Linked DNA regions of Homo sapiens: region 2 is linked to region 1. Evidence: read pairs that join two places in POLR2A ChIA-PET (ENCODE). Cell type or tissue: Panc1. All regions are shown on one strand. Each heading gives the region's core, and the rest is flanking DNA. Links, peaks and the distances in the headings are about the cores only. Region 1 overlaps LINC01091 (long intergenic non-protein coding RNA 1091). Region 2 has its middle 300 kb from the start of LINC01091.

Region 1 (5,397 bases), core at 82-5,081:
GTAACTAACTATGTGAGCTGGCATGCCTACAAAACCAGTATAATACTACACTAATAATTATAATAAAATGATATTTTCCGCCCTACGCTGCAATGAAAAATCATTGTCTTCTTATTTTCACAACAGGTTTTAATTGGATATTTTTGTTAAGAACCAGAGAATCTCTATAATGGTTGTACAGAATGAAGTGATCCCTAGAGTCCTTTCCAGATTAAAAATTCAATTGTCCTATATTTATAGATAAGGTGAATAAGGAATCTACTGTGGAATGATCCACCCTAGAATTCACAGTCCATAAAGTAGAATCAATTACTGAACTATAAACCTTAAGCACCAAAGCTTTGCAAGTTTAAAATGTAAAAAGGGGTTTTAAAGCATTACTTCACTTCATTAAGATAAGCCCAGTAGAAAATGAATAGGAAGATGTTAGAATTGGCAAAGAGAAGGAGTTTTTCCTGTCACATATTTTTTGAGTTCTTGTCCCAATGCTTCCATTTACTAATGATGTTTCCTAGACCAAGTCTCTGAACTTCCTAAAACTTAGAAAAAAACCTCCCCATTTCCTCATCTGTAAGTGGATCTAACAGTATCTCCATGTGAGCAGTGGCAAGGATTATGTGAGGTAACATGTCACAAAGTTTCAGTACACTGTACAGCATGAAGCAAACCTTTGATAAATATTTCAGTGCTCAGACCCATCTCTTTTTCTTCCTCTCCTTTTAATCCAATGAATAAACATATTTTCCACATAATGTTTAAGAAATTGGTATAAAATTCCCCTTAGGGACTGCATGTATTTAGAAATGCTCAGATTTATAACTATTTTGTTTATTGTTCCAGGGAACACAGTCAAGATTAGCCATGATCCCAGATTCATGATTATAGTTTAATAAGGGAAGCAATGCAGACACACATCCCATTTACAAAAATGAGAGCTATAATGATTACAAAAGTGAGGAGTAAATGAAAGGATCCAGAATTGTTAATATGTCGATGGTTTGGAGGTCATTGGATGTTAATTAGAGAAACTGTCCTGAAAGAAGTGGGCCTTATACTATAATATGAGAAGAAAAGGGATCTGATGAAACAGAGGGAAGCTGTTCTCTAGAGCAAACATTTGGGTTGACAGGGAGTTATCAAGGGCAAGTGGAACACAACTCTTAACTTGGGCATACCCCACCCAGACAGGTGGCTAAGACCCTCATACTACCTAGTGATCACCCAGAATAGTCACGTAGTTACTGCCTGAGTCTTCCCTAAGCCAGAAGTTATCCATGCTATGTGGGCTTTTTTATTTTCCTCACATCTCTCCATTCCATGCAAATGTACCTTTCCTGTATTTAAGTACAGCAATATACTCTTCTTCATTTTTGAAGTAGACTAGGCTCATCTAAAATGATAATATTTACTAACATGAATGTCTTTACCAAGTACAAATCTACATTATCCAAAAACGAGCTGTAATAAAAATTTTAATAAGCTTTCCTGGAGCTATCCTAGAATCCAATAATCAGAAAAAAATCAATTTGTAAACAAAAATGAAAATTTAAAATTGACAGTTTTCCTTTATAAATATGAACTAGCTTATACTTGAGAGATAAAATAAAGATGGTAAAATAATTGCATATATATTTATTTTAAATATTAATTTAATCTGAAATTCTATTAGCATTTACTTAGATAATGAAATACTTAACTGAAAAAAAATCTTACCTTTAGAGATAGCATTTAATAATTTACTACATGAAAAATTCAAATCACAGATGGTATAAAACAATCAAATGCAAAACAATTTTCCTTGAATTTCCAGACTGCTTCAGAAACACAAATAGAGGTTAATTTCTGTGCTCAAACATCATGCTCGAAACTGTCTACAAGTATTATCATGAAGGAGCATAATCTCAAAGCATTACCTAAAAACAATATGCTTGAAAAACCATCTACAGCTATTTCTTATCCGAGAAAAACAAAGAGCACGTACTACATAAGGCAGCAAAATGCCAGAGGTTAAAATTGAAAAAAGAGTACATGTGCATTTTTCTCTTTGACAATTTTTAAATATTAGAATGTTTATTCTTACTTTTAAAAGATAGATGCAAACCTCACTGAATTTAGTATTTTCATTACAAACATCTAGCAGCTTTCAGTAAACAATTAAATTATAACTCTTATTTACTCTTATATTGATAAGCAATCACACACAGCAAGCAAACTCAAACAAGAGGTAGGAGACACAATGACCCCAGCTAGTAAATATATTTGCTCTCTAATTAACATCTGAAGACTTCTAAGTTGTTATAAATTCATATATGCATTTTACATTCCAGCTTTAGCAAATGTGAGTCAGAGATGTATGAGGATGTGACAAAAGCCTCCTCCTGAGGCCACTGCTAAATCTAAGATCATCATCCTCTTGCCTTTGAAGGCTGGAAATGGGGAGACTCCATCACAAACACTTTTCTTCTGTGAGCTTAATCGATGCCACCTGTCCATCTAATACATTTCAGGAAATGACAGCCCTGCTGGGTGGATGCTAAGCCATTGTGACTTCATATTTCTGGCTGAGAAGTTTTGTTTGGATTTTTTTATAGACCTGTTAACCCTTGATGGATTTTACAGTCCTGCAGCACTGAATATAAACTATGGATTTTTAAATTGGGAGTGGAAAGTGTTGTTGGTGGGCCCACTGTGGATCAAAAGTCTTGCATGTATGTGTTTCCTTTGACCCAGAAACTCTAGGTCTGGAAATATAAAGGAAAGAATGGAGAATAAATATATAATTATGTGGATCTTCATTGCAGAATGATTTACAAAGGGAAATATTGACCTCAAATAACGTGTTTAAAAGTTACATCAAAGTAAAATGTTGTAAAATACAAGATGAATAGACTATTTTGCAGTCCCAATAAAAGTAATATTCTTAACATATTCATTCACATTGAAAATATTCATGCAATAGTTAGATGAAAAAGTGAGGTACAAAATGGTAGGTTAAATGTGATCTCATTTTTATTGCAAAGAATATGTGTGTGTGTGTATATATATACATGTATATGTACAATGCCAATCTCCAGAGAGAACTACTGTTTTATATATACATATACATACATACACTAAACTAATAAAAGTAAAATTAAATTACATTTGACCCATTTAAATTAATATAAATATATATGTCATATCATGAAAAAAACATCAGATTTAGAGGAAAGAAAAATATGTTCATATATGACTTTCTTGCTAAATTTCCGGGTGATCTTTGACAAGTAACAATTATAGTTACCATATTCATAAAATAAAATTAGAGGAGTAGACGATATCTGAAAGACCTTTCAGTTCTAATATTCTATCAGCAACCAGAAAATCCTTAATTTGGCTTAGAGCTTTGACTTCCTTCAACCATGCAAGACCCCACACCAGTTTCAGCAATGGTGTACCAGTTCCCCTGGACAGGGACTATGTCTTGCAAAAATATTTACTCTTTAAATAAGTCTTCATCACATAATAGCAGCTCAATAAATAATTGGAAATAAATCATTCTCCTAGCTATAGTCATATTTTCCTGAGCTTAGAAAAACTGTCCCAAGGTATTTTTTAAGTTTTATTGACTCATTACAAATAGTAATGACTAATCCAGTGTAAGATCTAGTGCTAATGTAAAAGCAAACTATAGCAAGACAGTAAGCCATTCCATGTTCTCTCCACATGAAAGAATGTGGCCTCCAAAAGCCACTGAACACCACAGTTCTTATGTTCTGTTAAAGCTGTACATCTTCCATATTGGCTCTATTTGATTCATGTTTTTGGTTTTGCCCTTTCTTTGTTCTTCAGAGGAACACAGAATTGTTTTGGTAGCTTAATCAGCAGAAGAACATAGAATTGTTTTGGTAGCTTAATCAGCTTCAGAAGAAGCCACAATAAGTGTACTGGTTAAAATGTTCAGTCAGCACATCTGTCAGCATGTTTCAAGTGAAACACGAAAGACTACATGGCTGCAGTCATAGCTTTAGGAGCGAGCAAGCCAAATGGGTAGCTACAGCACCCCAAGGTAGAAAAGCAACAGGCAAACAGGAAACCCCACAGCAGATAACTTCCCAGCTGACCAGGAACAGGGCAAAGTCGAAATGGTAAGGGAAGATTAGAAAATGAAAAGCCATCCCGGCACTAAACTGATGTAAATCACATTCTTTATAATTCCTCTATGATTGTTTTTATTTAATTTGGGGTTGCTGAATGTAAAATATGGCTTACATTAATCAAATTAATAAAAACTTTCAATTTTCTAGTTACCATGTAGTGCTTAATACATTGAAAATGTGAAGCAAAACTTAAAATATTTATTTAACTAAAATTGTATTTACTTTTGAAAATAATTTCCAGGAAAGAGATCAACTACTAAAATAAATGCAGCTATTTTAAGTAGAAAGATACATCCATAAGGAGAAAAAAAGTGTGTGAAGGCATTGTAAACATTGTAAATGTTTTCCAAGACTTTTAGTATAAGAACATGAGTTCAGCTCATGGATGCCTTTGATACATCACACTATTATCATAATGGACTTTAGTTTGAAAACCTTTTGTGGCTTAAGCATAAACAGTTATGTAAGTCAAATCAGAAATGTCCAAAAATAATCTTAGCTATGTGTAGAGCCTCCAAATATTGTATGTGTGTAAGTACCAGATACAATTTCTTTTTCTTTTGGTACGCTATTATTTATAAACTCATGTAAATATTTATAATTGTGGCTATGCAAAAAATACATAACAATGTCTCGAATAAATGCCTCCTTGTGAGAAATAAGCTACGGCACTTACATTACATTATATACATTTGAGTCTGTTATATGGCATACAGAAGAATATAAAATGTCAGGAAGTAAACGAACTTCCTAAGAAATCACCTTTAAAATATATTTGATCTAAGCTGCATGCAATTTGAAGAATACTGCTGATCCATCATTCTAGTTATAATGCTGCCTCTTCCATGAACATCTCAATTCACCATCTGGAAGTAATCTCATCCTCCTCCAAGCTGCCTCAAAATTTTATTTTCATTTCCTCTCTCCATGTTCTCACTATCATGTTATATACCACTAAGATTAATTTGGAAAAATCCATCTTTTGCTAGACTATAAACTCCTTGAGGGAAAATGATGCAACTTGAAAATATTTGTAAATACCATCCACACACATCCATTTCTTACTATCTCTTAGTAAGTGTTGATTGAATGAATTCATACATTTTTCTTCCTGGACAGCTCTAAGCTAGAGGAGTAGTAAACTTTATAGCTTTTGTTTTGATTTTCTCTCAGGATGAAATGCTTTGGAGATCCCAAATCCAGTAAAAGACTCCAAATAGAGCTGACAAAAGGTATCCAATTTTCACTGAGTTATCTG
Region 2 (5,397 bases), core at 97-5,096, 110 kb before region 1:
ACAAGGAATTTGGGGTTTATTTGTTTCAGCATCTAGCATTACATTGTTGTTAATGAAGGGGTATAACTTAGAGAACAGACTTTGCCCAGTAGCAATGATGGCCAAAGCACAGGCATAACTCGACATTCACCACAGCCTTAAAAAACAATAGACATGTAGATATCTCATTAGACAGTACAATGAGAAAATCTCAGACTACTATAAAATGTTACCAAGAAGTCTGGTTTCATTGTCTTCCGAAGCTACAAATTTTGCAACTGTTCATGAATTTAAGCATTTTCCAGACCATTGAGGTTCAGATATGTTTTGAATAAACATTCAATTGCCTGGGTGCTTATTTAAAAACAAAATAAATCTCCATCCTTTTAAAGGCCTTTATATGACGAATAACTATTATCATAGTGGTTATTGGATGAAATAATCTATAACTAGAGGAGTATGAAGTAGTAGCTATACAATTTCTTAGCAGAGGGTGAAGTTTTTTGGGTCTTCCCTAGGCCAATTTCTCATTGTAATTATTTCTAAATCATTACCTTATGGCAGCTTTCACCACAATAGAAACCCAATTCTGTATGACGTTTAAAAGAGATATAGAAGAGTACCTGTCAAAAATAATTATTATGGCCAAGAAAGAGTGAATGTCTGACTTTAGTCAAAGAAAATGTTTATGTAAACGAAAAATGTCTGTAAGAACTTAATAGATTTAGTGCCATTATAAAGAATTATTATACAAGATTGATGTCTGTAAATTCTAGTAAAAACTATGCAGTCCACCTTCCTTAGTAGATCCTGTCTCCAAATAAATGCTTAGTAAAAAGGCAAATCCCTTGAAAGGAAGGATTTTACTATCCTCCTGCTAAATCAGTTTTATGAGCCATTTGCTTAACTTGTCCTGTGTCTTGTCAGGTGTGTCTTATGTTTACCATACTTGTCAGCATTTGTTCTCACCTTTCACTCAGTTGTACCTTTAAATGCATTGACAGATTCCTTCATCAAATTTAATGGGCTCTTTCAGACAAAGGAATAATTAACTAATCAGATCTTATTTGCAATAATCCTAAGAAACCAATTTCCCTGGGGGTTCTCCAGACTGTTAAAAGCGTGCTCCAGGCCTATAAATGAGGGTGGTGCCTACATCAAGGGGTATTTGTCATGCCCATGAAGTGGAGGCTTTCACACAGGGATGAACTTTCATTGAAAATTTTCACTTCAAGTTCTTCCTCTCCTTGTCTTTTCCTTGTTGTTTTTAACTAATACAAATTGCTTGGTGTAAATACTCAAAAATTTAATTTTAATGTAAAGTTAGGAAAAAGGTAGCATTCTTACAATTATTTTGTCAATGTATGCATTGAGAAACATTTCAAACATAAAGCTCTGTGATATTTTATTTCTAGAGCATGAGAAGAGCTCCAATTTTCTGACAATAAAATACAGAATCAGACCTTCACCACTGTGTTGAGTGACCATTTGTTTGAAACTCCTTCACTCTGCTAACAACCTACCAAATGCATTTTAGAGCAATTACACCCTTTCACTGACTCTCCATTCGTAGAATTCACATATAATTGATATCAGCCAATTTCAAGGATGACCAATCAAAGTACTGTATCTCTCTAGTGATAAAAATTGGTTAAGACAGTATTTCCCAATCTTATCCTTAGCATGGTCCACATAAAAATTGATATTAATTAGAATGTCACATGAAGCTGCTGATGGCCAGAGGTGGCTAGTCAGGGGACTCTGGCTACCTCAGGCTCTGCTTGCCCACTCCGAAGGCTGAAGATATTCTATACTCAGCACAGATACAACTCATTTAAGCCACTTCAGTATTACTGCAATACTCCAGTGTGCTTGGTCACAGCAATAAAAGTAGTAGGTTAAGGCAGATATTAACAAGACAAATAAGACTGATTCAAGATGATCAGATTCAATTCCAGTTTGGATTAGAGAGAAAGCTAGAATCCATTTTCTTAAACATTTGCTGGGCTAACAATGTGAGCCTGGCAAAGCCAGGGCTCCTCTGTGGGGCCTGAAGATAGTGACTTTATGTGAATGCATTAGTGCCTCACAGAAAAGGAGGCATACCCCTGAATGTTTCATTTATATGAGCCAATAAATGCCATTTTTTACTTAAGCCACTTTCTGTGATACACAATTGTAGTTGTAACTGATAAATGTCTACATGGATCACATTATTCTGAAATATCTGTTCGGCTGTTTTCTCCCCACCTGCACTATAAATTTACTAAGGATAGGAGCTACATAATTAGCCAAATTTATATGCCCAGCAAAGTACATAGGCCATATGATGAGGTGGTACTCCATGAAGATATATGATTGTAAAACTGAATTTACAAATGTGTATTTTAATTAAGAACTATGAATGTAATAAAATCAAATTTTGGCCTGTTTATCCCATAGATTTCTGAGCAACTTTACAAACAAAGCCTTAAGTATTTGGACATCTTAGAATATAGCACATGAGAGGAAAAGATAAACAGTTAAATGACTTCACTTAAAAATTATATTACTGAATTTATTATTTGGTCATTCAAAGCTGCAAACTTCCTCACCCAAATCAAATGGCCTTAAGGTTAAAGTAAACAAACAACATCAACAAAAATGCTAAAACTCCTGCTTTTCAATTCTGCTCTCTGGTATTTTTTTATTCTATCCTCTCTCCATAAATCACGCAATCTAATTGCTCTTCCTCTTCTTTTTTCTTCCCTCTCCCATAAGAGCAGTCAATTATTAATTCTAAAACTTGAAAATGGTGGGCATATGGTCTGATGACCAAAACCAACCAACACGCAAACAAGCTGGGTGTATTGATTTTCAGATCTTCCTTTTAGCTAATTTCTATTATTGATTAACAGTAAAATTATAGTTAAGTTTGCTCTGGCTACTTTAAAGTTTATTCAAAGGGAAATTTGGATAAATTAGTGTTGACTTTCTTTCACAAATGATATATTAAAGCTCAAGTAAGAATGTGGGAACTGGAGTTACACTGGAAGATTCACAGTGTTTTGAGCAAAACAGGATTTTACTTAAAGTGATTTCACTATACTGGTTGAACAGCAGACTAAAGGTGAAAAGGAGAAAGAGAAATGATAATTTTTTAACACTTCTCTCTACATGGCCCATAAACCAAGCCCCATGACTTTCCCCTTAGAACTATATGAGACACTCCCTGAATTATCTTGGGGTGGTATCCACTGGAAAACTGTTTAAAACCCTTAGGCTTCAGCTTTTTAGTAAAGGGATCTAAGATTGTAGTGGGCACAGAGGGGAGGCAACCCAGTTTAAACAGGACAATCTTTAAAATGCTCAGGATGCAGTTGCACTGGGAAATTTAGAATTGGAGTGAAGGATGTCATGCTACAGTAAAGTGAAAGATGAAGAGAAGATGTTTAAGGAATCATTAGATCCTTAAGGCCCTAGATGCCTTCTCCTGCTTCATGACTTTAGGTGGCTACTTTTTTCTGCATCCTTGAAGAAATCCTAATGTCTGAAGAAGGTAAAAGGGATATTGTCTGGACAAAAGGATTCCAGGCACAGTTAAACAACTGAGTACCTAATGAAAATAGGAAATTACGTGACAGGTATGCCATCATTAGCCCTTCCTGATCACCCTGAAATGAAGTCAAGGTCGTCAATCTCATCCACATGTCAATGCTTGCAATCACTTGTTACTCCCCCATCCTTAATCATTAGCAGAGATCCCAGAATTGTCATCTGAGAAAAGCTTCTTCCATATAAGATAGAGACTAAACAAACCAAAAAGAATAAAAGAAATTTGGAAGAAATAGAAACTATGCAGAGACATTTTTTAAAGGTAGTTATTAAAAAAAAGATATCAACAGAAGATAAGAAAACAAATTGCAGCCCTGAAGCCAGATGGGCATCCTCCAAGAAAAGAAATATGTCGAGAACAAAAAGTAGCTCTTAAAATGTAAAAAAAAAGAAAGAAAAAAATTAAATATTTAAAAATAAGATATTTAAAGGAAACAAAATAAATACAATAAAATAAAACATGTTTTAAAATGTAAAAGTAAATTTAAAAGCATATAAAACATAAAGTTATGGAAATTATCCTAGAATATAGAACAAAAGAACACATAGATTAAGAGAGAAAGGTAAGAAACTTGGAAGTCCATTCTAGGAGGTTCACCATCAGAATAATAGGAATTTCAAAGAGGAAAAAGAAATATAGAAAATGAGGTGATAGGAGGGAGAAAATTATTAATAAAATAATTCAAGATAGTATCACAAGATTGAAGGACATGAGTTTCTAAAACGGAAGGGTATACTTAGTTCCCAACACAATGTCAAGAGTAGATCCACAGCAAAGCACATTAATGTAAAATTTCATAAACATGCAAAGAGGGGATTTTAATAGCTTCTAGAGAAAAATGAAAAAACAAACTAACCAACAAAGAGAAAAGTTGGTTACATGCAAATTGCTGGGAATCAGAATTGCTTTCATTCACTAACATCACCACAAGAAATTAACAAAATGATATAAAAATGCCTTCAAAACACAGAAGGAAACTTATTTCCAACCTAGATTCCTATACTCACACAAAATGCCAGTCAAATAGAAGATTAGAATAAACACATTTTAGATATAAATTATCTTTGAAAAGTTAATCTCTCACCTCTCTCTCTCCAGAAGCACCTGTGGGGTGCTCTAACAAAACAAGGAGCTTGACCACAAAATAGAATAGATGAGAGATAGAAAATATGGGTCTAACACAAGAAGAGAGAGAAAGGAAGGGAATTCCCTTGACTGTGAAGGGAGCAATAAGTCTGGATTGCAAGGCAAGGCCTCTTTCCTTTTCATACGTGCCAACATTCAGGAACAGTGAGAGTAGATGGAGACCTCATTGTTATTGATGCAATTAACATTGGTGATAGCTTATGACTGAGACTACAAAGTAGAAGAATAAAAAAGAATGTTCCTAACATGAATGATTGCAGCGATGTTTGATATCTTTCTGACAACTTGACAAAACACTTTGATCATAGACTGCAACAGAGAATACACAAATCTTCCCATCGAAAGAAATTCCCTTATATAGCGTATGTCATCAAAGGTAAGAGCTTTTCATTTTTATTTGCAATTTATATTTGCAATTTATTCCAAGGATAAACTTGGGAATCTAATTAATTGCCCATACATACAGCTGAGTCACCAAATGGCTACATTCTCAAAAAAGGGCAAATGAAAACCAAACCCATCATGCAGAGAGATAGCAGGAAAACTGGCTGGTCTCAAACTTGACATTGACACTACTTGGAGAGAAAAAGAATCTCCCTCAAGAATTTGAAGCACAAACCATTACTCACATGGGTTTGTGGCATGAATTTACCTTATCAATGAGGCTCAAAAAAACA

What was found. Peaks named below come from ENCODE experiments on the same cell type or tissue, not always from the same donor. Only the 100,000 strongest peaks of a DNase experiment are listed, where the experiment ranks them.
Region 2: POLR2A ChIA-PET joins it to region 1 with 6 read pairs; 2 of 35 experiments call an interaction of 5 or more read pairs at or near these places.

What each region holds. Positions count from the first base shown.
Region 1 is chr4:123,835,674-123,841,070 of GRCh38, reverse strand. The region is part of intron 4 of LINC01091 (long intergenic non-protein coding RNA 1091); the gene reads right to left. Among named protein-coding and RNA genes, the nearest start is that of LINC01091, 190 kb to the right of the region's middle. In Panc1, for the core only: no CTCF peak of the experiment used is centred there; no DNase peak of the experiment used is centred there; H3K27ac peaks cover 3,338 bases.
Region 2 is chr4:123,946,223-123,951,619 of GRCh38, reverse strand. No RefSeq gene overlaps it. Among named protein-coding and RNA genes, the nearest start is that of LINC01091, 300 kb to the right of the region's middle. In Panc1, for the core only: no CTCF peak of the experiment used is centred there; no DNase peak of the experiment used is centred there.